2 separate regions of the Homo sapiens genome follow, and region 1 is linked to region 2. Evidence: read pairs that join two places in POLR2A ChIA-PET (ENCODE). Cell type or tissue: PC-9. All regions are shown on one strand. Each heading gives the region's core, and the rest is flanking DNA. Links, peaks and the distances in the headings are about the cores only. Region 1 overlaps P4HA1 (prolyl 4-hydroxylase subunit alpha 1). Region 2 overlaps CFAP70 (cilia and flagella associated protein 70).

Region 1 (15,400 bases), core at 3,056-11,055, 240 kb before region 2:
ATAAAAAGGAAAAAAACCCACTATTTTTTAAAACCCACCCTGGCCACTTGACAGGCAAAGTGAGGCCTGGGGGATAGAAAAAAAATTACAGTGTACTTAGTAAGTATTAGTGATCTATATTTTTCATTTCCCTAGATAAGAGTTTTCATGTTTTGACAAGAAATTTAAAAGTCACAGAACAATCACAATTTTTCCCATTATTAAAATCACTTTGCATGGTTGCAGCTTACAGGGTCACTTTTTAAGGTCCCAAACTATCATGCAAATTGAGGACTGCCTGTTCAGTGTCAGGAAATCTCCTCTCAAGCATCTCCTGAAGTGTAAAAATGACTTAAGGATAATGTGATTACCTACCTGTAATTCCTCTGCTGTGGAAACATCTAGTCCTGTTAGATCTTGTATTCTCATATTAATTCGAGACACCACAGGATTTTCATAGCCAGAGAGCCAGGCACTAAGAATAAGAGGAATATTAGTTTTATTGATAATGTTTCATTACATGGAGACTAATAGCTGTTATTTTTAAAGCCATAATATTTAATATATAGGACAATAAACCTTTACTGAAGGCATTTAGTTCATTTTCTTGCTTAGTATCATCTTTATTAATGGATATTGTAATTTTTTTTAAATGTCACATTCTACTGTTAGAGGTTGGGAAGGAAAAAACTAATCAAATTTATTATAATGCTTATATGAAAACAGTTGGATTAATGTAAGGAGGCTATATTGAAAGCCACCTACATTGAGAACTTCAAAAAATTCTTTAAAAAACCATACCAAACAAAACAACGTTCTTTCCAGGTAAGGTATAGGAACTGACTATGGTGGAAGTCATGGGGTCTTTAGTCTGAGCTACATAATGCTAATATTTTATAAGAAAAAAATTCTGCTTACTGCTTAAGTTTTGAAAAGTTACCCAAACACACCTACTGAAGGATGGACAATAACAGGTGTTGGTAAGGATGTGAAGAAACTGGAGCCCTCATACATTGCTAATGGGAATGTAAAAGGGGCAGCCACTTTGGAAAACAGTTTGGTAGTTGCTCAAAATGCTAAACACAGTTATCAAATGACCCAGCAATTTACTTCTAGGTATATATCCAAGAGAAATTAAATCTTATGTCCATACAATAACTTGTACAGAATTTTTTATGGCATCATTACATATAATAGCCAAAAAGTAGAAACTACCCAAATATCCATCAATTTATCAATGGATACATAAAACGTGATAGATCTATAAACTGGAATATTATTGTGTCACAAAAAGGAATAAAGTACTGGCCAGGCACAGTGGCTCATGCCTGTAATCCCAGCACTTTGGGAGGCTGAGGTGGAAAGGTCTCTTGAGGCCAGGAGTTTGAGACCAGCCTGGGCAATACAGTGAGACCCCAACTCTACAAAACATTTAAAAAATTAGCTGGGCATGGTGGCATGCACCTGTAATTCCAGCTACTCTGGCAGCTGAAGCAAGAGAGCCGCTTGAGCATGGGAGTTTGAGGCTGCAGTGAATTATGATCACACCACTGCACTCCAACCTGGGTGACAGAGTGAGACCCTGTCTCTACATACATGCTACAACATGGATGGAACATCATATTAAGTCAAAGAAGCCAGATACAAAGGCCACATGTTATATAATGCCACTTCTATGAAATATACAGAATAGACAAATCAATAGATAATAGAAAATAGATTAGTGGTTGCCAGGGGATGGGGATGGGGCTGGGGGGAATGGGAAATGACTCCTAATGGGTACAGGATTTTTTTTGAGTGACAAAAATGTTCTGGAACTAGACATTGGTTATAGTTGCACAAGGCTAAAAACCACTGAAATGCATACTTTAAAAGCGTGAATTTTATGATACGGGAACTATATCTCAATTTTAAATGGTACTCCCAAATTCAGCTATATCCCTTTTTCACATATGCTTTTAAGCAGTCAATCAGTCCTTCGCTTTCTTCACTTCTCCTCTCACTGAGCTTTGATTCCATAGTTCATCATTTTAACATTCTTTCTAAACGCCTAAACTCAACTGTCTGGCAAAAACAATCCTGGATCAATCTCTTTTATCTAAGCGTATATCTCTGTCACCAAACCCTACTGGAGAAAGTCATGAAATAGGGCAGATATGTTCCACTAAAAATTCATGAATACCAACTTCAAATGGGCTCTTCACTTTACTTCCTCTTCCACTCTGTACCCTAACTCACTTCAGCCTCTCCCTTCACTCAGTAGATAATGTATTTCCTACTTCATAGAGCAAATAAACGCCTTTACAATTAAAAATGATTTCCCCAAATCTGTACATCCCTCCAGTTACCAATCTTTCTTTTCCCTCTTCAAGCTAACTTTGTCAGATTCCTAATCTCTGAACCCACTGTAATCTAGCTTTAGTCACTTATATCACTCCCTCAAAATTGCTCTTGCTAATCTTACCCACAGCCCTATTGTGCTTCTAAATCTAATGACATTTTTCAATTCTCATTGTATTTGTTCCTTTGGTAACATTTGTGACAATACTCATCCTTTTGGAAACTCTCTCAAACACTCATTCTCCAGGAATTCCTCTAGTATCTCAGGCTGCTTTTTCTTGGTCTCCTAATTTACAGCCTCCAACACTATATTCTGCCTCCCTCTCAGGACAGCAGCAACATTTCCTCAAGAACGTATTTCCTCTAGGCCTAAGGCTAGTGCGTATGCTCTTCTCTCTGCCCAGAATATTCTTTTTCACTTTGCAAAATTAAGACTCTGGATATCACCTTAGTTACCACTTCTTTAGAGAAGCTTTCCTTTACCTCTCCCGCTGCCAGACGAAGCCAAAGCTTCCACAGACAGACAAAGGAAGCGAGCAAGCGTAAGAGAGAGAGCAAGAGAGAGTGTGTGGGTTTTTCTTTAACAAGAGAAAGACATGGAGAAGAAAGAAGTTTTTACTAATCATTACCAACATGAAACTAACATGACAAACAGGGTGGATTCTTAGATTTATCCTATATTACTAAAATTATTTGCTTGGTGATATCTTGCAAATTTTTTGGGACTGGCTGAGTATTACAGAATTCCTCAGTGTAGCAAAAATGGGAAGAATCAAAGTGTTATTGTTGTAAAGAATATAGCTGATTAAGTATATTAAGAATTTTTTTCTTCTAATTCTGCCCAAGTTCCTGGTAGAACTAATCTGGTATATGTCAATGTACCTGTCTTTCCTGCCTAGCACAATTTGATGGATGTCTGAACTTTATAAGCAACCAACCAACTACTGACTTGATTTTTACAGGTAATTGCAATGCTAAATTGGAAAGCATTCTAATAAAGCTTCGAACTAAATGCCTCATGAACAAACTGTTCCTATTCCATCCTGGAACCTATCACCCACAGAGAACGTGTCTTCTGATATCTTCAACTTCCCTCCCTGCTACCAACAACTTTTAAATATCTAGTCTTATCTTTTCCTCTTGTACTTTGGTAGAATCATCGTCCTTCAGCCTTATAGAGGCAGACTTTCTATCTATGCTTTTGATTCTATGCTTTCTAACTCTAGATGCCTTACTCCAGCAGTTATTGCCTCCCTTTTATCTTTAATCTCCTCCTTGTCAATGCTTGCTTATTGAAGTCTCCTGCTACCAAGAAAAATACCTTCACTTTAGCCATTCTAGCAAATTACCACTCCAGTCTTTCACTTTACTCCTTTAAAACTGCAAAAGTAAGAAATGCTTGTTACATTCCACAAATGGTCATGGGACACTGGTTATCTACATGCAAAGAAAGAAGCTGGACCTCTGCTTCACATTATATTAAAACGAATTACTCAAGATGGATCAAAGACCTAAATGTAAAAGCTAAAATTATAAAAACTGTGGGAAGAAAACACAGGAGCAAATCTTTGTGACGTTGGACGAAGCAATGGTTTAGCTATGACATCAAAAGTACAGGCAACAAAAGGAATAAATAAATGGGACATTATCCAAATAAAAACCTTTTATGCTTCAAAGAATAACATCAGGAAAGTTAAACAGGATGGGCACAGTGTCTCAAATCTGTAATCCCAGCACTTTGGGAAGCCAAGGCAGGAAAATCACTTGAGTTCAAGACCAGTCTCGGCAACCTAGCAAGACCCTGTCTCCACAAAAAAAGTTTAAAAATTAGCCAGGCATGGTAGCGTGTGCCTGTGTAGTCCTAGCTACTCATAAGGCTGAAGCGGAAGGATTACTTAAGCCCAGGAGTTCAAGGATGCAGGGAGCTACAATCACACCACTGCACTCCAGCCTGGGCCCCAGAATGAGAACCTATCTCTAAAAAAATAAAAATTTGTGGTAAAATACATGTAACATAAAATTAGCCATTTAGACTATTTTTTAAATTATGGTAAAATATATATAACAGCAATTTTACCATTTTAATTAAGTGTACAATTCACTGGTGTTAAGTACATTTACAATACCTTACAACCATCAGCACTATCCATTTCCAGAACTTTTTCATCAAAACCAAACAGAAAACTGTACCCACTGAACAACAACTCCCATCTCTCCCTCCTCACAACCCCTGGTAATCCTCTATTCTACGTTCTGTCTGTATGGATTTGCCTATTCTAGGTATCTCCTGTAAGAAGAATCATATAATATTTGTCAATTCTAGCTTATTTCACTTAACATGTGTGTGTGGTTTTTTTTTTTTTTTTTGGAGACAGGGTCTCAACTCCAGTTGCCCAGGCTGGAGTGCAGTGATGCAATCTTGGCTCACTGCAGCCTCAACCTTCCGGGCTCAGGTGACTCTTCCACCTCAGCCTCCCAAGTAGCTGGGACTACAGGCATGCACCACCATAGTTTTTTGTATTTTTAGTAGAGACGGGGTTTCATCATGGTGACCAGGCTGGTGTCAAACTCCTGGACTCAGGCAATCTGCCTGCCTCAGCCTCCCAAAGTGCTGAGATTACAGGTGTGAGCCACCACACCCAGCCAAAATAATGTTTTCAAGGTTCATCCATGTTATAAGCAGGGTATCAGAAATTCATTTCCTTTTTTAAGGCTGAATAATATTCTATTATCTATATATACCACATGTTTATCCATTCATTTGTTGATGGACATTTGGGTTGCTTCTAACCTTGGGCTATAGTGAATAAATGCTGTTATGAACATAGGTGTGCAAGTATATGACTCCTTGCTTTAAATTATTTTGGGTATGTACCTAGAAGTAGAATTGCTAGATCACATGGTAACCCTAAACTTTTTGAGGAGCTGGCAGACTATATTCCACAGCAGTGACACCACTTTATATTCCCATCCCTCACTGCCTTTTAAACTACTGCTTTTAGAAAAAAAAAAAAAATCTAATAACCTCCCAGCACTTTGGGAAGCCAAGGTGGGAGGATCGTTTGGGGATAGGAGTTGAAGACCAGTCTGGGAAACATAGCAAGACCCCGTCTTTACAAAAAAAATTAAAATAAATTAATGAGCAAGGTGTGGTGGCACAGGTTTATAGTTTCAGCTACTTAGAGGCTGAGGCAGGAGGATTGCTTGAGCCCAGGAGTTCGAGGTTGCTATGCCCACACCACTACACTCCAGCCTTGGCAACAGAATGAGACCTCATCTCTTAAAAAAACAACAGAACACCACCACAAACTTTTAATTCCAGGAATGGCCATGAAAGTCTACCAATTAAGTACTGGTTAAATAATAGGTTATTTCTAATTTTTCTCTGTTATAAACAATATTGTAACAAAATGCTATATCTTTGCACACTTGTGGGAGTATCTCTGTACGATAAATTCCTAGATGTGGAATTGCTAAATGACTTTTACATTTTGATAAATGTCAAATTTCCCTCCAAAACAGTTGCAATGATTTACACCTACCCATTTCATAAAACCCTTGCCAGTTTCAATCCTTTTATTCTTTGTCAATCTTAGCAAGGCAAAAATATTTTAATGGTTTAAATTTTTTAAGTTTTTATTTGCATTTCTTGTTATATCATAACATATCTCGGCCAGGCGCAGTGGCTCACGCCTGTAATCCCAGCACTTTGGGAGACTGAGGCGGGTGGATCTCTTGAGGTCAGGAGTTCGAGACCAGCCTGACCAACGTGGTGAAACCCCGCCTCCACTAAAAATACAAAATTAGCCAGGTGTGAAGGTGCACACCTGTAACTTCAGCTACTTGGGAGGCTGAGGCAGAAGAATCTCTTGAACCAGGAGGCAGAGGTTGCAGTGAGCCGAGATCACGCCATTGCACTCGAGTCTGGGCAACAAGAGCAAAACTCCGTCTCAAAAAAAAAAAAAAAAATCTTGATGAAGGGTTTGAGGCTTAGCAGTTAAAACCAATGTTGATTGTAGGTTAAAAAAAAAATAACTGTCAAACTGTCATCTTAATTGTAGTTCTGTTGTAGTCACTACAGAGGAAAATGAATTCTACTGATGCATGGGAAGTTATTTCATTTAATTTGACTTTCATGTAAAATCCCCTCCAAAATATAGTAACACTCCCTTTTTTTTTGAGATGGAGTCTGGTTCTGTCACCCAGGCTAGAGTGCAATGACGCTATCTCGACTCACTGCAACTTCTACCTCCCGGGCTCAAGCAATCCTCCCACCTCAGCCTCCGGAGTAACTGGAACTACAAGCATGCACCACCACGCCCGGCTAATTTTTGTATTTTTTTGTAGAGATGAGGTTTCACCATGTTGCCCAGGCTGGTCTCAAACTCCTGAGCTCAAGCAATCTACCTGCCTTGACCTCCCAAAGTGCTGGAATTACAGGTGTGAGCCGTCACACCTGGCCCAAAATACATTAAGACTTTCCTTAGTTTAAGAACTATCTTCAAGTTACTCATCTGGATCCCATCCTTAACAATTACTGCTAATCTGTCTTCAGTGACATTATTATAGACATAATAGGTTATCTAAAAACTCAGCTCTGAATTTACATTGTAACATTACTAAAATTCAGTGGAGACCATTATACTGTAATGTATGTTAACTGTCCATTCTTCTAGGACCTGGAAGTCTTATTCCTGTGTTAGATTAAATCATAAGAAATCCAGAGGTTTTGCTTTCTAGTACCCAGTGCTTTAACTGAGTTGGGATTTTTTTTTAATGTTATAGCATTTAATAGGAAAAATCATTTGAAGATCATTTATCTTTTGTATAACTGTAATTGAAAATGTCAACTAATTATACAGTGTTTTTCCCCATAAAACACAATTTAGTGCCAGGAGAAAAAAGAACTATTTCTTCAGATAACTTTATATGTGTCCTTTTTTTTCCATTAAAAATTAAATAGCCCAAAGTATGTTCCTTTTGGCCTTAATGACAGGACCTGAAGCCAAAGCTGTGCATTCAATTAGAGTAACATTTCTATGCTTTTTTCCTTTCTACTGAGTTTCCGCTGTTAAAAAAAAAAAAAAAAAACTTCATGATTTTGTAAAATACCACTAGAATGCGCAGAGTAAGGGAGCAACATTCTCACACTGCAAAACTACACTTCTAATATGTGAGTAAGGAAAGCTCCAAAGAAAAATGTCAGTAATGTAATTTGAACATGATCACTACCTTCTTCTAACCCGACACACACATAAGAATATTCTATGATTAGCTAATCGAAAACCACTATATATATATATATATATATATATATATATATATATATATATATATTTTTTTTTTTTTTTTTTTACAAAGGCAAAAGATAAGTCACACCCCAAAGTGCCAGTTACAGAGGACAAAATTTCCAATAATTCTTCTCTAGGTGCTTGATGGTTAACAAAGGCTAATAATCTAGACTGGGAATTTATCCAGTCCCTTTGCTTCATAGTGGGATAATTATGCAATAACACTATACATCCACTCATTTCAGTTATCTCAGTCTGAGTACCACAGTTCAACCCATTACAGAGCAGTGTTGTTAAAAGTTATGCCATTAAAAAAAATAAAAAAGCTGAACCACTCAAAACTTTTTGTATTTGTTTATATATATTATACTTTAATACTAATTTGCTCCTTAGTAACAAGGGTAAACAAAATCTTAAGCCTAAATAACATATTTATGATATATTTAAGGCCAGACATGGTGGCTCATGCCTGTAATCCCAGCACTTTGGGAGGCCAAGGTGAGATGATCACTTGAGCCCAGGAGTTCAAGACCAGCCTGGGCAACAAAGCAAAACCGCATCTCTACAAAAATACAAAACTTAGCTGGGCATGGTGGTGTGCACCCGTAGCCCCAGTTACTCAGGAGGCTGAGGTGGGAGGATTGCTTGAGCCTGGGAGGTGGAGGCTGTAGTGAGCCATGACTGTGCCACTGCACTCCAGCCTGGGCGACAGAGTGAGACCCTGTCTCCGAAAGAAAATAAAGTAAAATAAAATAAATAAATAAATACACACATATACATATATATCATGTTACATTCATGATATCATAAATACCGTATTGTAGGAAATCATCACTTCAGAGTAAAAAAATGAAAATCACTTTCCCACCAGAATCAAAAAAGCTTTTCTACCACTCTAAACAGATTATTGTTTATTTGCATAGGTCATTATTTATATTACTTTAACTAGACTTTATGAGTTCACTTAACTATCTTTTCAGAGCACAAAACTGAATGTTTACATTTCAAAAACTTCAAATTCCATTTCTCTGATCTACCCAAAATTATTAGCTTTTTCATTTACAAGCTGTAGTAAATTCTTAGGGTTTTTATTTGCTTTTTTTTTTTTTTTTTTTTTTGAGACGGAGTCTCGCTCTGTCGCCCAGGCTGGAGTGCAGTGGCGGGATCTCGGCTCACTGCAAGCTCCGCCTCCCGGGTTCACGCCATTCTCCTGCCTCAGCCTCCCAAGTAGCTGGGACTACAGGCGCCCGCCACTACGCCCGGCTAATTTTTTGTATTTTTAGTAGAGACGAGGTTTCACCGTTTTAGCCGGGATGGTCTCGATCTCCTGACCTCGTGATCCGCCCGCCTCGGCCTCCCAAAGTGCTGGGATTACAGGCGTGAGCCACCGTGCCCGGCCTTTATTTGCTTTTTAATAGTGGAAAAGACAGAGATGACTTGCCAAAAGTTAACAGATTGTCAGTAACATAAGTAAAGCCTTTTTTGGCTGGATGCAATGGCTCGCGCCTGTAATACCAATACTCTGGGAGGATCACTTGAGCCCGGGAGTTTGAGACCAGCCTAGGCAATATAGTGAAACCCTGTCTCTACAAAATAAAAAATTAAAAATTATCCAAGCATGGTGGTGAGCACCTGTATTCCCAGCTACTCGGGAGACTGAGGTAGGAAGATCACTTCTGCCCAGGAGTTGGAAGGAGCAGTGAGCTATGATCATGCCACTGGACTTAGGCCTAGATGACAGAGCAAGACCCTGCCTCTTAAAAAAAAAAAAGCCTTTTTTGTTTTATGGGTTTGTTTGTTTTTTGAGTCTCGCTCTGTTGCCCAGGCTGGAGTGCAGTGGCGCAATTTCAGCTCACTGCAAGCTCTGCCTCCTGGGTTCCTGCCGTTCTCCTGCCTCAGCCTCCCCAGTAGTTGGGACCACAGGCACCCGCCACCATGCCCGGCTAATTTTTTTGTATTTTTAGTAGAGATGGGGTTTCACTGTGTTAGCCAGAACGGTCTCGATCTCCTGACCTCGGGATCTGCCCGCCTGGGCCTCCCAAAGTGCTAGGATTACAGGCGTGAGCCACCATGCCCCGCCTGTTTTATGTTTTTTAAATACTAAAGGAGTTCCAAAAATATTTTGCCAAAAAAATTCTATTTGCTGAAATGCTGGAACAAATTATTACTTCCACTGAAAGTGATGTCATCGCTTAGACAGTTCTCTAAATACAGATATTTGAAATTCCTTTCTAAATCATTCAAAATACAGATGTTCCCAGGCTACAAGGGATTAAATTAACTGACATCAGAACACGAATTTTCTTCCATTTGGCAACTGAGATGGCCTTTTTTTTTTTTTTTTTTTTTTTTGAGACAGAGTTTTTGCTCTGTCACCCAGCCTGGAGTGCAGTGGTGCAATCTCAGCTCACTGCAATCTCTGCTTCCCAGGCTCAAGTGATCTACCCACCTAAGCCTCCTGGGTAGCTGGGACTACAGACGTGCACCATCACTCTCAGCTAATTTTTTTCTTAATTTTTTGTAAATAGAGACAAGGTCTAGCTATACTATCCAGGCTGGTCTCAAGCTCCTGGGCTCAAACCATCCTCTCACCTCAGCCTCCCAAAGTGCTGATATTACAGGCATGAGCCACCATGCCCGGCCTTCTAATGCTAGTAGCTAAATACCTTCTGCTATCATTTATAATATGTAAGTATGGTTGTACCTTTCTCAAAAATCCAATAAAACTGCTTAAGAGCTACAAAGTTAGAATATTTAAAAAATAGGTTTGAAATGTTTAGCAATATTTAGTTTTTTTTTTTAAGTGTATAGATCACTTTCCTACAGTGATTTATTTTGATTTATTGGCAACAGTCCATTGACTGTGGGCTGGATATTTCTTCAAAAGGGTCATTGCATACATAGAAAATTTCCAAAAACAAACAGTCTTCCAAAACATCGAATTCATGAATTTTTTTTTTTTTTTTTTTGAGATGGATCTCTCTCTGTCGCCAGGCTGGAGTGCAGTGGCATGATCTCGGCTCACTGCAATCTCTACCTCCCGGGTTCAAGCCATTCTCCTGCCTCAGCCTCCCGAGTAGCTGGGATTACAGGCGCGCCACCACACCCAGCTAATTTTTGTATTTTTAGTAGAGATGGGGTTTTACCATGTTTGTGAGGATGGTCTTGATCTCCTGACCTTGTGATCCACCCACCTTGGCCTCCCAAAGTGCTGGGATTACAGGCGTGAGCCACCACTCCTGGCCGTAATTTTGTTTTATATGCTTCCTAGAAGCATGCAAATCTAGAGGATTTAGCTATTTACAAACTTTATGACAAAAAATGTGTAAAACCATGCAATAATCTGATAAAATCTGTTAACAGTTTAATTTTTATTTTTTTTAAAGAAGGGGTTTTTTGTAGATATGAATTAGGTTCTGTAATAGAATGGAAAATTAGCTTAATGTAAAAATCGGGTTAATTGCAATGTTCAGAAGCACTGTAAATCATATCTCAAAACATGTCTATGCAAATTAGTTTCTGCAAATCCTTACTATCTATTAGTGTTCCTTAAGGATAATTGCTCCTGTGATTAAAATGAAAATCATATTATGGCAAATTTAAATTTTCTTCATGTCTTCTAATGGGGTTCAGGACACTCAACCCCAAAATATGGCACTGTAGCATTTGAGCAGAAGCAGGTCTCTCTGACCTTCTCCCACTCTTTTCCCCTTAAGCAGGCTATAAAAGAATTGTCTAGGCCAGGCACGGGCTCATGCTTGTAATCCCAGCACTTTGGGAGGCCGAGGCAGGCGGGTCACGAGGTCAGGAGATCGAGACCATCCTGGCTAACACGGTGAAACCCATCTCTACTAAAAATACAAAAAATTAGCCGGGCAGCAGCGGGCGCCTGTAGTCCCAGGTACTCAGGAGGCTGAGGCAGAAGAATGGCATGAACCCAGGAGGCGGAGCTTGCAGTGAGCCAAGATTGCGCCACTGCACTCCAGCCTGGGGGCGACAGAGCAAGACTCCATCCCCCCCCCAAAAAAAAAAAAAAAGAATTCTCTGACCTTCCTCTAAAGTAGTATAAGACTTTCAATCCAGAAGTATCCTCTCTCTACCTGGAAGAAATGAACATCCTTATCCTGAGACACAGAGATACCAAGAGGTATGTGAACAAACAGGCTTTGCTAAGTTTCCCCCAGTTTATTACCATTAGATCATATCCCCTTTGTTCATCATACTTCTGTATGACTATCCACTCATCAAACCTAGCATAAAAATACACAGGTTTCCCTGTTTCTTTGGGTTCTCATTTTTTTCTATTTCTTTTCTCTTTTTTTTTTTGAGACAGGATCTTACTCTGTCACCCTGGCTGGAGTGCAGTGGCATGCTCATGGCTCACTGTGGCTCTCTGTAGCCTCAACCTCCTCAGGCTCAGGTGATCCTCCCACCTCAGCCTCCCAAGTAACTGGGTCTACAGGTACATGCCACCACACCTGGCTAATTTTTTTTGTATTTTTTGTAGAGTTGGGGTTTTAACATGTTGCTCAGGCTGCGGTCTTCATTTCTAAAGGCTTCTTGTCAAGTAAATTTTGTATTAAATAAATTTGTATGATTTTCTCTTGTTAATCTGTCTTTTGTTATAGGGGTCTCAGCTATGAAGCTAGTGATAGGCAAGAAAAAAAATTTTTCTCTCTTACTGGGGCAAAAGGGCAGGTGGTGTTATACAGCAGAGACAAGAAACCAAGACGTGTATAGTAACGTTTAAGGTTAATATATAAAAGGCATATGGTCCTGCCCAAAAAAGAAAAAGGAAATGCTGAATCAACACATTCGGTCCAGCCTAATCTTTTTCTTTTTGAAGACAGCAGTAATCTTCAAAATTTCTCTGAGTACCTCCTAAAATGCCTGTTAAAATCTATGTTTGCCTTTGCATAAATTTTTTAGTTGACAACTAAATTTTTTCATAATTTAGTTTCGAATGATTGAATTGTCATATTGAAAACGTTGGTAATTTCTAAAAAATGATTACTTTAAATGTATCCACTGGAATCTAAATACCATAATGATTTGATATCCACCATCATCCACTTAAAATATGTGAACAAAATATTTTTTAATACTTGGACATTTTACATCTTTTTTTTTTTTCTTGATGTTATAGTTTCATTCCATTCTTATCCTAGAACAGTTAATTCTCAACAGGGGTGGAGTCACTAGAGGTAGTGGTGGGGATTTTACCTATCAGGGGACATTTGACAATGTCTGGAGACATTTTTGATTGTCACAACTTAAGGAAGGGTGCTACTGGCATCCAGTGAACCACAGATGCTATTAAACATCCTACAAAGCTGAAGATAGCCCCCAAGAACAAGAATTATCTGACTCAAAATGTCAATAGTGCTATTGATAAGGTTAAGAAACCTTGTCCTACAGTGACACATTTTTATGCCTGAAAATCTTTTATTTATCACATTATACTTATCTATATTAAAAATATTTATACAATTAACAAAAATATGAATTTCCTAAAACAAAAAGCCTGTGTTAAAGACCTATAAAAAGGCTGTGTTAAAGATAGTATCTTCTGGATTGTTACTATAATTATTATTCACATTTGTTAATCTAAATAACATGACTAAACAATCATTATCAAGTATAAACAAGTGAAAATGTATTAAGATGTTCCTAATGAGATGGATGGGGCTTATGTTTGTTATATTTCATTAGTTATTGTGTCTGTGGATAAATATTCTACTTGTTAGAATAAAAATTCAGCACAAAGATATTTCTATTTTCATGAGAGCCGAGAAACCTTCACAAGTAGATGGAAAAGGAGTTCTATTGTAATACTGTCACCCAATTCTGTGAGCTCTAAGTTACACAGTGAGCTCTTTTTAAAAAACATTTTAGTGATCAATCAACTAATAACCTAATAAGATTATCTTTAAACACTGTTAAAAGCAAGGAACTTGCAAAGGCTTTGTTATAAAGGCACTTACTTACGCAATACCTGCAGCTACTAGGTGACCCTGAGATTTTTAAACCCCTGCTTTACTGCAGAGTCCAAAAGAGGCCTTGTTTAATGAAGGGAATTTGGGAACTTCTCTTAGTTCAATATGAGAACACATTTCACTTATCAAAGTTTGGGGAGCCTCAACAGACATTATGTAAGTTAATGTTACTTTGGAAAACCCCTATTAACTGCCCCATAACCATGTTTATTAGTCCGTCATGAAAACTCCAGCACAGATATTATCAAACATCTATGCCTAACCACCTAGGTCTTAGAAACTATATCATGAGTTTTCAGAAAATTAGATTCCCAAGAAAGAAATGGTCCAAATATGACTAAAGTTCTCTCCATTACTCCCTTACCTCTTAGATACTCTGTACTGTGCTGTGGTCAATTTTCCAGTCTCAGGGTCATGTACTGTAGCTCGGCTCAGCTACAAAAAAAGAGAAAGGACAAGGACTTACTCCAGTAGCAGGCAATTTTGGGCTTTTTGTTTGTTTTGTTTTGCCAAGCCACAGGTGATTGGAAGGGTTCAGATTGGTCTGGATGGTGGGTAATGGTCTCGAATCCACAAAAACATTTAGAAAAGTGGCAGTAAGAACAGCCACTTCCAAATCAAGAGAAAATGAGTTGACAGATTTTTGTTGTAGATTTATTGTCCTTTCACTTTTTTTAAACAAAAAATCATTTGAAGCTGTATGTAAATGATTTATAGCACTGGGTTTCACAGAAACTTTCTCAGATCTAGAAGTTATTTAAATATTTTGAAAAAAAATAGTAGACTCCTTAAATTCATTTTTCAAACCTCTCACTGAGATAAAACTGTTTTTAAATCTCTCTGGCAAAGTAAAAGGCAACTAAGTTTACAACTAATTTTTGGAAGACAGAGCTCAGAAGCGTAACTCTGTTCTTCCTACTGCCAACTTTTGAGTCAGCGAATTTTTTTAAATAAAAAACTCAAACAGGAGGAATACAGATTACTACATAATGACAATGTTATTTTACAAGATGTATGAACAAATGCCAACGTAATCACCATGAAGGAGGATATGAATCACCGCAGCATTTATGAATATGAGAAAACTGCATAGGTGAAGACTACTACTCCCAGATTCAGGAGGCTGCTGCTTTATTTCCCCCTTTGGCAACAAAAGGGAAAAAGAAAACAAGTATCAGGCCACTTCCTGGATATTTGACACCTGATCTGAAGAAAGATAAAAAGCATATTAATTCCCTAAAAATAACATACCAATTAAAGGTTAAAAACAGAACTTCTAGTGAAGGAGAAAGACCTGTGAAACACAAAGCAGTTTATCCATGCGTTATCCTGTTTATATACAGGGTGGTGACTTGAGCTGGTGACTGAAAATGACCCACTTTCCTTAAATGAATAATTCCTGTAAGATGTATAAAACACTCATTAGAGGGCAAAATATGCAGCATACACATCTCTTACCTTTTGCTAATTCTGTAATGTACCGTCTCCAAGTCTCCTGTTATTGGGTTTGAAATGGTGGCTCGCCTCAGCTGTGAAGCCAACCATCAAAATAGTTGCATTACAAAACAAAAAACTGAATCACATTTACCCAACCAGTCAGAATTCCAGGGTTTTTACAAAGGAGGCTAAAAAGAGAAAATAACTCCATACACTTCCAGTCACCTTGTGCTGAGCCTTGAAAGCCAGTTAGTTTTTTAGGTTTTTGGGGTTTTTTTTTTTTCTTCAATTTTTTGTTTTGCATAGATGGAGGACATACAAACAAAAGAGATTGGAAATTAAATTTCTTTCAATGGT
Region 2 (15,400 bases), core at 4,964-12,963:
CCTACTTTTTCTGCTTTAAAATAATTAAATAATGGGTTTCTAGGCCAAAGACAAGAGATGGCCTTTCACCCACACCCATACTTTGGCCCACACTTTGAAGTCTCTGAGACATTGATTCATTATTTAATCAACCTACATTTGCCAAGGATTTGCTCTGTGTCAGGCAGTATGCTAGATGCTGGGAGTAAAAAAATAAAATCCCGTAGTCCCAGGTACTCAGGAGGCTGACGCAGGAGGATCAACCGAGCCCCGGAGGCAGGGATTGCAATGAGCTGAGATTGAGCCACTGTACACCAGCCTGGGTGACAGAGCAAGATCCTGTCTCAAGTAAATAAATAAAATACAATATCTGCCCTCAAAGGGCTCACTGACAGATGTGTGAAAAACAAAACACAGGCCGGGTGCGGTGGCTCACGCCTGTAATCCCAGCACTTTGGGAGGCCGAGGTGGGAGGATCACCTGAGGACAGGAGTTTGAGACCAGCCTGGCCAACATGGCGAAATCCTGTGACTACTAAAAACACAAAAATTAGCTGGGTGTGGTGGCACATGCCTGTAATCCCAGCTATTCAGGAGGCTGAGGCAGGAGAATCACTTGAACCCAGGAGGCAGAGGTTGCAGTGAGCCAAGATGGCGCCACTGCACTCCAGCTTGGGTGACAGAGCTATAAGAAGATACCAATACTATACTGTTAAGTCGAAAAAAGGTTACAAAGCAGTAAATATTTACATTTTATACATTAAAATTGCTTTCATATATATGAAAAAAGACGGGAGGAAAGTACATTCAAATGTTAACAGTGGTTATCACCAACTTGTGGAGTTACGGATACTTTAATGTTTTCTTCATATTTTGTATCTATTTGTCTATTTATTTTTAGAGGTGAGGTTTTGCTCTGTCACCCAGCCTGGAGTGCAGTGGCACAATCATGGCTCACTGCAGCCTCTAACTTCTGTGTTCCCACCAAGCAATCCTCCCACCTTAGCCTTCCAAGTATCTGGGACTACAGGCACATGCCACCATGCCTGGTTAATTTTTAATGTTTTTGTAGAGATGGGGGTCTTGCTCTGTTGCCCAGGTTGGTTTCTCTCAAACTCCTAGGTTCAAGAGATCCTTCAGCCTCAGCCTCCCAAAGTGCTGGAATTACAGGTGTGAGCCACTGCTCCTGGCTTCTTCTAAAGTTTCTATAATGAACACATATTATCTTTATGGCTGAAAAACAGCAATGAGGGGCTAAGTGAGGTGGCTCACACCTGTAATCCCTGCACTTTGGGGTGGATCACTTGAGGTCAGGAGTTCAAAACCAGCCTGGTCAATATGGTGAAACCCCATCTCTACTAAAAATACAAAAATTAGCCTGGCATGGTGGTGGGCACCTGTAATCCCAGCTACTCAGGAGGCTGAGGCAGGAGGATCACTTGAACCCAGGAGGCAGAGGTTGCAGTGAGCTGAGGTGACACCACTGCACCACTGCACTCTAGCCTGGGAGACAGAGCGAGACTCCATCTCAAATAAATAAATAAATAAATAAATAAGTGAGTAAGCTATTCAAAGAAAGGGAGAGACATGGAGTCAATAATATGCCTGAAGAAATTAGGCAGGAACAAGAGGATGTTTGCCTCTTTGAAGACTGGAGGAAATGAGGGAAGGTTAAGTAAAGAGTTTTTAGGAGAAGCAGAGCAAAAGCTTCTGCCAGAAGTTACAGCAACTCCTCCTGCATATCAAAGGGTCACAGTGCTTAGTAAGTGTCAATCAATTTCTTTAATTGACTTGAATAGATTCTTCATCTCCCATATCACCTTTTTCTTACAGATAATATCACAAAGGAGTGTCTATACCAAATAACATGAATTTTTTTTATTATGTAGCTTCTTGGTTCAGGTTTTTCTGGGATTTTTTAAAAAGATCTTTTATTTTTCTAGCTAGTTAAGTGACCTTCAGTTCACTGAACACCTTTGAAGAACAACTTTTCATTACAGCAGACAGCCCTGATTGCTATTCCAATGTCATCACAAACCCCCAGGATGCTTGGAAGGCCAAGGAATCAAGGTCAGCTGTATCCACAGCCCTAGTCTCAAGCCTTCATCCTCTTACCCGATAGCAGGCGATTCCCAGTCCTAGCCAGGTAAGGCATGAAGGTGATCTCTTACAGGCTTGCATATAGGTTTTCTTTGCCTTTTCATACTGTAGAAAGAAAGCACCACTAAGCTACTGTTCTAGAAGCTTCAAACCCCATATTGCTGGGATGATCATGGGATCTCTGATAATTGCTCTCCAGAACAATCTAAGTTAAGCAAGTCCTTTAATTGTACTTTGACGTCTACCTTAAGGGAGTTATCGCAAGAAGATTGGTGAGAGGAGATGGATAGATCACATGAAAGAGCAGACTTTCACTTGGAAGTAGTTCCAAAGACATTTATAGTCTCTGTAAGAGTTGAGGCAAGGAGTTACACTGAAAGTGGGGGCAACCATCATGATTATCTGAATTCCACCTCCACTTCATGGATTACTCCCTTTCACTTAAATGCAACATCATGTGGTGGCATGACAAACATACAATCTCTGGACTAAAAGGTATACTTGATACAGCCTCATCATTTTACACCTTTGTTGTAAAAGATCTTAGAATTTTAGAAAAACTCAGAAGACAAACTTTCAAAGGACATAGCCCTGAAGGGACAATTTCTTGTCCTGTATCTCCAACATGAGATACATCTATAGCTGAGCCTCAGCAAACAGCCTAAGACCTGCTTGCCCGGGGTCTGCCTAAGTCAGCAGTGCTCTGAAGATGCAGCTTTCAATGACATCAGAAAGAAAACTTCTCCTTATATACTTCACTACAGTGGGATAGGGATTTCTCTCAAGCCTATGTGAGCTTTCCACTTAACATCATACAGCATCGTAATTTCTTGTTGCTGTTGCTGTTTTATATTAAATAAAAAGACAACTGGGTGTTCTGACGGGAAAAATAGAATAAAGTCAAAACAAAAGCAGGGGAGTCAAAAGGCCTTTGGCAGAATGTTGATAATTGTTATAGTGAGATGATGGGTCCATGGTGTTTCATTCTACTATTCTGTTTGCTTTGTATGTACTGAAATTTTCCATAAAAGAAAGGTTTTGTTTTTCCAAAGAACTCGGAATATTTCCCAAAATATGGGGAGGGACTGCTTCCATGGTCAGGTCAGAGCGCCCTATGGAATGGGGTTAGCCTCAACCAGATTAAATATAACCCTTTGTGTTTAGGAGAAAGTTTGGAGAGAAGTCCTTTTGAAGCCCATGATACCTTCTGTTAAGTAAGTCAAGCTAAGGATGTTTCTACTACTGTGAATACAATTTTAGCTAGCATAACATTTACTGAGTTCTTAAGAACTGTTTAGTAGCATAATGGTTAAAATCACAGACTCTCGTTTCAGCCTGCCTGAGTTTGAATGCTGCTTCCACTAATTACTGGTTGTCTGATGTTGGGCAAGTCACTTTACCTTTGGATGTAAAAGTGTCATTATTATATTACTAGTTTTAGTCCACACAGATAGATGTTAATGCTTGAATTACAATTAGTTCCCAGACCACGGGGTTATTCCCCATTCTCTACCCCTCACCTCTTTCTCTTCCAGATAGATGAGCCCCAGTCTCAGGAAGATGAAGTGCATCTCAGAAGCATCCACTACAAAGCTAATGGTTCGTTCATAGCATGCCTTGGCCTCAGAATGATTTCCACTCAGAAAATAGAGATGGCCCTTCAGGCCCCAGACATTGGGGTTCTGGGAAAGTGAAAAGCAAGTAGTATATGGGATAAGGTAGTATTTAAAAGTACCTTGATGATCTTTGTTTAACATTTAAATTTAGATAGATTGTCCATTTCCTTTCTCTTTTCTTTTTCAGATCAACCGTTTTCTTTTTCTAAGAGCACTCAGAAACATAACCATTTAATTGTACAAGGAGACATTTTTCTAGCTCTGCCCTCAGATTTCTTTCTTGCATTCTTCAAAGCCATTTTGGGTGTGGAGTAAATATTAAGAAAAACATTCAAGCATAACCCCAATACTGTTCACATGAGAAAATATAAGAAATCTAGAAAAATTGAAATAAACACTATCAGCTAAAGATATCCTTTTCTCTGCTCTTTGCAAAACTCATGATTACTTTATTATTATTATTTTTTGAGATGGAGTCTTGCACTGTCGCCCAGGCTGGAGAGTGCAATGGCTCAATCTCCGCTCACTGCAACCTCCGCCTCCCAGGTTCAGGCGAGTCTCCTGCCTCACCCTCCTGAGTAGCTGGGATTACAGGCACCTGCCACCACGCCCATCTAATTTTTTGTATTTTTAGTAGAGATGGGGTTTCACTATGTTGGCCAGGCTGGTCTTGAACTCCTGACCTCGTGATCTGCCTGCCTCGGCCTCCCAAAGTGCTGCGATTACAGTTGTGAGCCACCGCGCCCAGCCAACTCATGATTACTTAAGAAAAGCAAATGGAAGGGTATAGAGAGATGAGTTTACTGACAGCTGATGACCACCCTTCTGTTCACCAGAAATCTACGTGTGATATGGCATCACCACCTTTAAATAAAGCCCCTTCTCCAGACTCAAGAGGCTTTAGCAAAAGTCATTACCAGGTAGTCCATCTGGGCTGCTTGTTGAAGGTATTCCTCTGCCTTGGCAAAGTTCTTCTTAAGAATGTGTGTTTGGGCCAGCACCAAGTAATATTCACAGCTGGGGCCTCCTTGAGGGCATAACAGCTCATGTGCAAGCACTCTGTGCACATACTGCAAGGATAATCAGATTATAAGCAACATATAAATGGCTGCATTGCGTCTTTTTCGGTTGAAGGATTCTGTCTCTGATAATAAATAATACGAAATGTATTACAGAATGAAATAATTATCCTCAACTTCAAAAGGTAAAGGGTGAATTACAAACATTCTGCACTTCATAGTTCCATTACCAGCTATTCACCTAGTCACCAAATGAAGACATTACCAAGTGAATAACTTGCAATATTGTACAATTCTGGTCTTGCTGGTCATCATACTAGGTGAGTGTTAGACTGCATGTATTATGCAGCAGACAAAGGCACATCATCAACCACCCCATTTACAAAGGAGGTAACATTTTCAGGCAGCTGACATTGTAAGGAAACTTAAGTGAGGTAAAACTGCCTTTCTAACAATCTAGACTTGAAATCTTAGAAACATAAATGTCTGTTTTGGATCCACCTCCAAACATTGGTTATGTTTACCAGTTTTGTAGTTTGGGTCAATTTTTGTATTTTGTTTTTTTTTTTTTCTTTTTTTAGAGACAGGGTCTTACTCTGTCACCCAGGGCTGCTTACTGCAGCCTTCTGGCCTCAAGCAATCCTCCTGCCTTGGCTTCCCAAAAGTGCTGGAATTATAGGGGTGAGCCCCATGCCTGGCCAAATCTTTGCTTTTTACACTTTATAAGACCTACAAAATTAACAAAGTTAGATATACTTCTTAAGTCGAGGGTAAATCCTTCTTTTCATCTCCCACTGTTCCCATCTCAGCCTATAATGTAGAAAATTCTACATTATACTTACACCTTTTTAGGAGAATACTAGAGGGAACAGCTGCAGCTATTTTTTCCACCTGCCTTCTGGGTCTCTGACCTGGGGGAGCTAATGACTTATTTAGCTGTGGAAGAAGAGAGTCTGTTTCTATTTTGCGGAGGGTTAATGTGTTAAAGCCTCCTGCTTAATGTGGCTCAATCCCACCCAGTTAATAATTCTTGCCCTTTCTTGAGCTTGCCTGCCCTTGAGTAGGGCATGCACTTGGCAGGATCAAAACCAAACACTCCTGGCTCCTGAGTCTTGATCTCTCCTACTGCTTGCTCATGAATATGCTTCTTTCTTCCCATGTAATAGGCAGACTTCCTAGAATGCTCTTCTTCTCTGAGAGGAGGCTTCAATTCTTCAGCTGCTCTACCTGTGACTGCATGGGTAAGTCAAATGTGGGGCTAGTTATGTTGTCCAGCCAAGTTTTACCAATAAAAATAAGCTAATATTTTTATTCCCCCACATAGTACTGTGTATGTTTCTAGTTGGATCTAACCTAGAAGGGAAGAAGGGAATGATTTGGCTCCTGTGAACCCCCAACACTCACAAAATGAATTCCCATAATAAAGTGATATCAGGCAACATATGCCTTTAGAGTCTGATTTAGCTCTGTTGGTATTCTACAGGGAGCAGAACTTGCAGCGAGGTCTTCTGCTGCCATGTGCAAAGAGTGGTTCATGTTTGGATGTTCTTTCCATTGGGCTTAAAGTATGCTCTCAAAAGCATATTTGATTTCTGTTTCACAAATATGGAAGCTTGAAAGATACCATTATGGATAGAATAAAGAGTTTGCTAAAATCTTTCCATCTACTTGCCCTTTTCCAAATACTCTGACCTGCACAGCCTTGACTTTCATCAAGAAATGTATGGTCTCCATGAAGATGGTGGTAGTTTGAGAAACACCATAATGAAGGCCGGGATGCAGAAGAGCTGATGAATCTTGACATTTTGATGCTTCTGAAAATATTACATTAAAAGGATTGAAGATTGGATATAACAGAAAAAGTGTCAGAAATTCAGACACATTCGGGTGGGTGCGGTGGCTCACGCCTGTAATCCCAGCACTTTGGGAGGCCGAGGCAGGCAGATCACGAGGTCAGGAGTTCGAGACCATCCTGGCCAACATAGTGAAACCCCGTCTGCACTAAAAATACAAAAATTATCTGGGCATGGTGGAACGTGCCTGTAATCCCAGCTACTTGGGAGGCTGAGGCAGGAGAATCACTTGAACCAAGGAGTCAGAGGTTGCAGTGAGCCGAGATTGCGCCACTGCACTCCAGCCTGGCAACAGAGCAAGACTCCATCTCAAAAAAAAAAAAAAATTCAGACACTATTCACTTGGCAGGGAGAGTCTTCTTATCTAATACATGAGAGGGATCATAATCTAGAAAGCAATTGACTGCTCTCTAGCAATGGTCCCCAAAAAGGAGCACTCAAAGGTTCTCAAGGTAAATCTACTTGTGGTTCCAAATGCAAGTACAACCAAATAAAAAGGTTTAAAAAGGTATTCAGATCTTCTTGAATGTGAAACACAGTTTGTAGATGTTTTTTAAAAACGAAGAACTGTTAGGAAATCATAGATCTGTAGTTGGCTACTTCTGTGAGCTAAATATAAAATCCTTGCTTACTGAGAGAGTTACACCATTGAGTTTGGATTTCAGAGCCTGGTTATCAACTTCAAACAAGTCAGGATTGCCATTTCATCATCGTAAGAGTCTTCATCCTTGTCTAGCTTATGCCCCTCTTCCAAGTGGAAATCTTTATTTCTAGTTACCTTTCTTTGTTGGTATCTCCTTGATAAATGTGTTAGATGGTTTTTGGCTTATACTTGGATCCCAAGTTTGTGTAGTCAAAATGGGTTCTTGTGAATCAGACTGCAGTTTGGAGGATTCTTCAAGAAATTTGTCTAGAATAGATAATGCAGCTCCTGGTCCTAAATAGATTACATTTTAATGAAAAATAAAACTTCTTACATTGGGTGTTTAAAGGTTATTGTAAGAGATACATTTTGCAAAGCATAAGAAACATATTCCCTAAATATTTCATGAAGGACAGACTTGTTTGGTAGACTTGTTTATATTTTTTAATAATTTAAAGAGTATAAGCTAAACTGACAAAACAGTTTCTGTCACTGTGACTCCCCAGTACAACCATGCTGCTAGTCCAAGTCATAATATCAAACAGATCCCTATTTTAAGTTATTAAAAAAATAAATAAATCTTTTTATTTAAACATTTACATACAGATCTTTGCAAGGATACGTTTGTTTCAGTTGGGTTAAGATCTAGGAGTGAGGCCGGGCGCGGTGGCTCATGCCTGTAATCCCAGCACTTTGGGAGGCCGAGGCAGGTGGATCACGAGGTCAGGAGATCCAGTACCATCCTGGCTAACGCAGTGAAACCCCATCTCTACTAAAAATACAAAAAGTTAGCCGGGCACGGTGGCAGGCACCTGTAGTCCCAGCTACTCGGGAGGCTGAGGCAGGAGAATGGCGTGAACCCAGGAGGCGAAGTTTGCAGTGAGCCGAGATCACGTCACTGCACTCCAGCCTCGGCATAGAGCGAGACTCCGTCTCAAAAAAAAAAAAAAAAAAAATAGGAGTGAAACTGCTGGCATGTGTATGTATGTTTAAGCTTATTTCAAAACTTGTCAGTTTCGTCCTCACTTTAGTAGCACACATACTAAAATTGGAACAGCACAGAGAAGATTAGCATGGCCCCTGCACAAGGATGACTCACAGATTCCTGAAGCATTCCACATTTTAAATGGCATGTAACAAAATATCACTCCATAAATACGTACAAATACTATATATCAATTAAAAAAATAAGAGGTTGGGGCCGGGCGTGGTGGCTCACAGCTGTAATCCCAGCACTTTGGGAGACCAAGGTGGGCAGATCATGAGGTCAGGAGATCAAGACCATTCTAGCTAACACGGTGAAACCCCATCTCTACTAAAAATACAAAAAATTAGCCGGGCCTGGTGGCGGGCGCCTGTAGTCCCAGCTACTCGGGAAGCTGAGGCAGGAGAATGGCGTGAACCCGGGAGGCAGAGCTTGCAGTGAGCCCAGATGGTGCCACTGCACTCCAGCCTGGGCGACAGAGCAAGACTCTGTCTCAATAAATAAATAAATAAATAAATAAATAAATAAATAAATAAATAAATATAAGAAGTTGGGCGAGGTGACTCACGCCTGTGAGCCCAGCACTTTGGGAGGCTGAGGCAAGAGGACTGCTTAAGCTCAGGAGTTCAAGACCAGCCTGAGAAACACAGTGAGACCTCATCTCTACTAAAACAAAAATTAGCCAGGCATGGTGTTGCACACTTGTAGTCCCAGCTACTCTTGAGGGACTGAGGTGGGAGGACTGCTTGAGCCTTGGAGGTAGAAGTTGCAGTGAGCCATGATTTTGCCACTGCACTCTGGCCTGGGTAACACAGCGAGACTCTGTCTTAAAAAAAGAGAAAAGAAAAGAAAAATAACCTTTAAAAATTGCCGTTTATTGGAAAGCCATGTAAGTATATGAAAAAAAAAAGAAAAAACTTACCAGTTTTCTCAAGTGGTTACACCATTTTGCATTCTCACCAGGAATGTTTGAGAGTTCCAGCTACTCCACATCCTTGTTATAAATTTGTCTTATCAATCTTTTTAATTTTAGCTATCCCGGTGATAAATTACACTGATTTTCAAATGTGAAACTGATCTTACAACCCTGCTTAAATATATCTTTTCTATATGTTGCTGAAATTGATTGGCTAATATTTGTTAAGAATTATTGTGTCTAACCAGGTGTGGGGCCTCATGCCTATAATCCCAGCTATTTGGGAAGCTGAGGTGGGAGGATCACTTGAGGCTAGGAGTTTGAGACCAGCCTGGGCAACATAACAAAACCTTGTCTCTTAAAAAAGAATAATAATAATAAAATTAAATAAATAAATAAGTATTGTGTCTAGGCTTATGAAAGTTATTTGTATGTACTCTTCTTTCTTTGGGATGGCTTTGTCTGGTTTTGATACCAGGGTGATTACTGTTCTCAAATTATGAGTTTGTAAGTGTTCTCTTTTTCTCTATTTTTTGAACATGTGGTATGATTGGAATTATTTCTTCCTTAAATATTTAATAGAATACACTAATAAAGCCTTTTGGGCCTGAAGTTTTCTTTGTGAGAGGTTTTTATTACCCATTTAACCTCCTTAGGAGATATAGGGCTATTCAGATTGTTTCTTCCTGAGTACATTTTGTTAGTTTATGTCTGTCAAGGTATTCATACATTTCATTTAAGTTGTTAAATTTGTTGGCATTAAGTTGTTAATAACTTCTCCTTATTAACTTTTTAATATTTATAAGATTTTCAGTGATGTCCTCTCTCTCATTTGTGATATTGGTAATGTGACTTCTTTTTTTCCCTGATCAGATTTATCTGTTTCATTGATCTTCTGAAAGAAACAGCTATTGGTTTCATTGATTGTCTCTATTTTTGTCTGTTTTCTATTTCACTGATTTCTATTCTGGGCTATTATTTCCTTCCTTTTACTTATTTTGGGTTTAATTTGATTTTCTTGTTCTAGCTTCTTAAGGTAGAATCTTAGATCATTGATTTTAGACTTCTCTTATTTTCCAATATAAGCATTTACAGCTATAAACTTCTCTCTAGAAAATAATTTAGCTAATTCCACACATTTTGCTTTGTTTTGCTATCATTATCATTAAGTTCAAACTATTTTCTAATATCCTTTGTGATTTCTTCTTTGACCTGTGGGTTGATTATTTATTTATTTAGATCTGTATGTATTTATTTATTGAGACAGACTCTCACTGTCACCCAGGCTGGAGTGCAGTGGCACAATCATGGCTCACTGCAGCCTCAACCTCCCAGGCTCACGTGATCCTCCCACGTGAGCCTCCCTAGTAGCCGGGACTACAGACATGCCACCACACCTGGCTATTTTTTTTTTTTTTAATTTTTGTAGAGATAGAGTTTTGCCATTTTGTGCAGGCTGGTCTCAAACTCCTGGCCTCAAGTGATCTGCCTGCCTTGGAGACCTGTGAGTTATTTAGAAGTGTATATTTCCAAATACTTGAAGTTTTCCTATATATCTAGTGATGAGATGGTAAATGTTTAACTGCTGGCTGTCAGGGGTGTGGGTGGAGCCTGGTTTGCTGATTTCCATGACGTAAATTCTCCTACCATGGCCAATTTCAAACTACCGATGTTATGTCATTGAATATAGAGTTTCAATCCCATTACTGGGTATATATCCAAAATAAAACAAATCTTTCTACCAAAAGGACACATGTGATTGCAATATTCACAGTAGTAAAGACATGGAATCTAGCTAAGGTGCCCATCAATGGTGGTCTGGATAAAGAAAATGCAGTACATATACACCAAGGAGTACTGCGCAGCACAAAAAAGAACAAAATCATGTCTTTTGCAGCAACACGGATGCAGCTGGAGGCCATTATCCTAAGTGAATTAATGCAGGAACAGAAAACCAAATACTGCAAGTTCTCACTTATAAATGGAAGCTAAACACTGGGTACTTGTGGACATACCGACGTGATTCTAGTGAAAGAGAAGGTGGGGAAAAGGGGCTGACTGGGTTCTCCCCCAGCTCCTCCTAATGAAAAGAAATAAAAAGAAGCCAGGGATCCCCCAAAGCCAAATAAGCTCATGGATCAACTCATCCATATTGAGGCTGGGGAAGGCTGGGGAAGGCTGGGGAAGGCTGGAGAACGAAGCAGCCATGCGGATGGCCTGAGCCACATGCAGAGAGGAGGAGCGGAGGGGAGGATTGGGCAGCTGGCCTGGCTAGCTATCGGGGTGGAGGGGCAAGGCCAGGGCCAGCTTACCCTGAAAATCCCCCTCACACATATCCAAAACTGCACCACTCATGTCACACAGCTGCAAGAACACAATGACAGGATTCAGAGAAAGGAATGAACATCACAAAACATGAATGTCACACACACAAAAAAAAAAACTATGCCAATATCATAGTCCCAGGCGGGCCACACCAAACCATGATGGATTCTACACTGGCTTAGAGATCTGAATGTATGGTACAAAACAACAGTCTGCTGCCAAAAGGACATTAAAACAGGGTCTGCATGGGGCTCCCTGTAACTGGGATTACAGGTGTGCACCACCACACCCGCCTAATTTTTGTATTTTCAGTAGAGACAGGGGTTTTACCATGTTGACCAGGCTGGTCTTGAACTCCTGACCTAGGATGATCTGCCTCCCTCGGCCTCCCAAAGTGCTGGGATTACAGGTATGAGCCACCATGCCCAGCTAATAAGTTATATTTTTATTTTCATTCAGTTCAAATTTTCAAATTTCCCTGTGACTTCATCTTTCATTAGAGGAATATTTAGATATGCGTTGATCATTTCTAAGTGTTTAGAAATTTTCCTGTTATCTTTTTTTTTTTTTTTTTTTTTTTTGAGATAGAGTCTTGTTCTGTTGCCCAGGCTGTAGTGCAGTGGCCCAATCTCAGCTCACTGCAAACTCTGCCTCCGGAGTTAAAGTGATTGTCCTGTTTCAGCCTCCCAAGTAGCTAGGATTACAGTCGTGCACCACCACACCCAGCTAATTTTTGTATTTTTAGTAGAGACAGGGTTTCCCCATGTTGGCCAGGCTGGTCTCAAACTACTGACTTCAAGTGAGCTGTCAGCCTTGGCTTCCCAAAGTGCTGGGATTACAGGCGTGAGCCAAGAGCCACCACACCTGGCCAGATTTTCCTGTTATCTTTCTATTACTGATAACTAGTTTGGTTCTGTCATGGTCTGAGATCATACATTGTATGATTTCAATTCATTTAAGTGTGTTAAGGTCAGTTTTATTGCCTAGGATATAGTTTGTCTTGGTGATGTTCCATGTGCACTTGAAAGAATGTGTACCTTGCTGTTGTTGGGTGATCTATAATATCAATTGGATCCCACTGGTTAATGGTGCTGTTCAATTTTTCTATATTCTGTTAATTCTCTGTCTAGTGGTTCTATCAAATACGGAGATAGGGGTGAGACACACCCAACTCTAAGTATGAATTTGTCTGCATCTCCCTTCGGCCCTGTTAGTTTTTGCTTCATTATCTTAAAAAGCTGTGTTGTTTAGTGCAAACACACTTAGAACTGGTATGTCTTCTTGGTGAATTAACCCTGTTATTGTTCTTTAATGTTTCTCTTTGTCTCAATTGATTTTCTTTGCTCTGGAGTCTTCTTTGTCCATTATTAACACAGCTACTCCAGCTTACTATTATTGGTTCATAAGCTCTTATTGTTTATCCTTTTATGCTTAATTTATCTATATCACTATATTTGTTTGTGGATTTTGGGGGACAGGTTCTCACTATGTTGTCCAGAGTGGTCTCAAACTCCTGGCCTCAAGCGATCCTCCCACCTCAGCCTCCCAAAGCACTGGGATTACAAGCATGAGCCACTACACTCAGCCTATATCATTATATTTGAAATGAGGTTCCTGTACACAACATATAGTTGAGGTTTTAAAAATTATTATTTAAAGTCAGTCTATGTCTTTTAATTTGTATGTTTAGACCATTTGCATTGAATGTAATTATGTTAGTTTCCTATTGCTGCTGTAACAAATTACTACAAGCTTAGTGGCTTAAAACAACACAAACATATTATCTCATAGTTCTCAAGGCCAAAAGTCTGAAATCAGTTTCACTGGATTAAGGTCAAGATTTGACAGGGCTAGCTCCTTCTGGAGGCTCTAAGGGAGAATTTATTTCCTTGCCTTTTCAGCTTGTGGAGGCTACCTATATACCTTGGTTTGTAGCCCCTTTCCTCCAACTTCAAAGCCAGAAGCATAACATCTTCAAATATCTTTCTCTAGCCCTCTGATTCCGTTATCACATTGTCTTTTTTTTTGTCTGTGACTTCTCCTGCATCTCTCATATAAGGACCCTTGTGGTTACATTGGACCTACCCAGACAATCCAAGATAATCTCCCCATTTCAAGATTCTTGACCACATTTGCAAAGTCTCTTTTGCTATATAAGGCAACAGTTCCAGGTCCCAGGGATTAGGACATGAACATCTTTGGAGGAGCCATTGTTTAGCCTACCATAGTATTTATTTATGTTAGGATTTAAGTTTGCCATTTTAGTATTTGTTTTCTATTTGTTCTCTCTGCTTTTTATTCTACTATTTTCCTTTTTCTGCCTTCCTGTGAATTATGCGAACATTTTTTAGTATCCCATTTTGACTTATCTATAGTGTATTAGAGTATATGTAATTGTGGTTTTTTTTTAATGGTTGCTGTTAAGACAGAGCTGCAAACTATAGCCTATGGGCCATATATGACCTGCCACATATATATATATATATATATATATATATATATATATATATATATATATATATATATATATATATAAAAGTTGTTTTGGGACACAGTCACATCCATTTTTAAATGCATCATCTATGACTGCTTTCACATTACATTAGCAGAGTTGATTATTTATGACAGAGACCAGATGGCCCACTTTCAAATTACTGTTTTAAAAAATATTTTATACTTGCAACTTGTAAGAGGGTTTGCCACACCACTTCATGCTGCTTCCATTACTGTAAATTGAACATTAGTCTTATAAATGTGATTTCAGCTGATAGAATGGAAACTAAATTACAAGAGGTAGGCAAATTAGATATATAAGAAACTGAGACAAATTAAATGGAACACATGTACATTGCTCCATTAGTGATATATGGAAGTAGAGAAATACAATACTAGGTTAAATTAAGGCAGGCAAGAGATTGGGCTATTTTGAATTACCAACAGAAGAATGTGTTGGACATGGGCTATGAGTCTAGATGAAGAAGATGGAGACTTCCAGTTAAACAGAGTAGATAGGCTATGTATATATATTTCCTTATTCTTATTTCGAAAATCTCACTAAAATGAGAATTTAAAATGTATAAACCTACAAAGATGAAGAAAACAGAAGAGGAAAAGTAAACTACAAGAAATATCAAAAAACCTTTGAAGGACAGAAAAGTAGATGGGAAGGACTTCTGCTTCTGGCAATTATTGACTGGGTCATTCAGACCAATTTCCCACTGAGGGCAACCAGAAAAGGTGAACAAAATATATATTTTTAAAACATGCTTGAATATACCAGAGAGCTAACCAGATAGACTCTCTAAGCTCACATCTAGGAAATGCAGAAACCCAGGGTTTCAGTTCATCATTTGAAACTATATTTTCTTTTTTTTTTTTTTTTTGAGACGGAGTCTCACTCTGTCGCTGAGGCTGGAGTGCAGTGGCACCGTGTCGGCTCACTGCAACCTTTGTCTCCTGGGTTCAAGCAATTCTCCTGCCTCAGGCTGCTGAGTAGCTGGGATTACAGGCGCCCACCACCACACCTGGCTAGTTTTTATATTTTTAGTAGAGATGGGGTTTCACCCTGTTGGCCAGTCTGGTCTTGAACTCCTGACCTCAGGTGATCCACCCATCTCAGCCTCCGAAAGTGCTGGGATTACAGACATGAGCCACCATTCCAGGCCTGAAACTATATTTTCTTGCATGGGTATATGAGTTTCAAGGGTGAGACTGAGAGTCTGGCAGGCTCAACTTTACTTTTGATTGACTCTCAAGGATGTGTATGGCAGACACTGGTAGACAATGACCACCAGAAGGAATTTGAGTTGAGATACCAAAGAGCTACACTCTAAGAGTAAAGGATGAAACTGAAATAGGCCTTCACAGGAATTATAAGTCATCTTCAAATCCTTGGCCTGGCGCGGTGGCTCACGCCTGTAATCCCAGCACTTTGGGAGGCCGAGGCGGGCGGATCATGATGTCAG

The links. ChIA-PET counts read pairs that join two places held together with the same protein. Peaks named below come from ENCODE experiments on the same cell type or tissue, not always from the same donor. Only the 100,000 strongest peaks of a DNase experiment are listed, where the experiment ranks them.
Region 1: POLR2A ChIA-PET joins it to region 2 with 5 read pairs; 2 of 35 experiments call an interaction of 5 or more read pairs at or near these places.

Annotation. Positions count from the first base shown.
Region 1 is chr10:73,029,917-73,045,316 of GRCh38, forward strand. It overlaps P4HA1 (prolyl 4-hydroxylase subunit alpha 1), which reads right to left. Exons shown (of 15, transcript NM_001017962.3): 9 at 15,065-15,135; 10 at 355-454. Among named protein-coding and RNA genes, the nearest start is that of P4HA1, 59 kb to the right of the region's middle. In PC-9, for the core only: no CTCF peak of the experiment used is centred there; no DNase peak of the experiment used is centred there; H3K27ac peaks cover 426 bases.
Region 2 is chr10:73,270,835-73,286,234 of GRCh38, forward strand. CFAP70 (cilia and flagella associated protein 70) reads right to left here. Exons shown (of 28, transcript NM_001367801.1): 21 at 7,345-7,503; 22 at 6,406-6,527; 23 at 4,612-4,764; 24 at 3,599-3,760; 25 at 2,094-2,183. DNAJC9-AS1 (DNAJC9 and MRPS16 antisense RNA 1) reads left to right here. Exons shown (of 4, transcript NR_038373.1): 3 at 1,979-2,124; 4 at 3,614-6,150. It also overlaps the pseudogene RNU6-833P. Among named protein-coding and RNA genes, the nearest start is that of MRPS16, 26 kb to the left of the region's middle. In PC-9, for the core only: no CTCF peak of the experiment used is centred there; no DNase peak of the experiment used is centred there.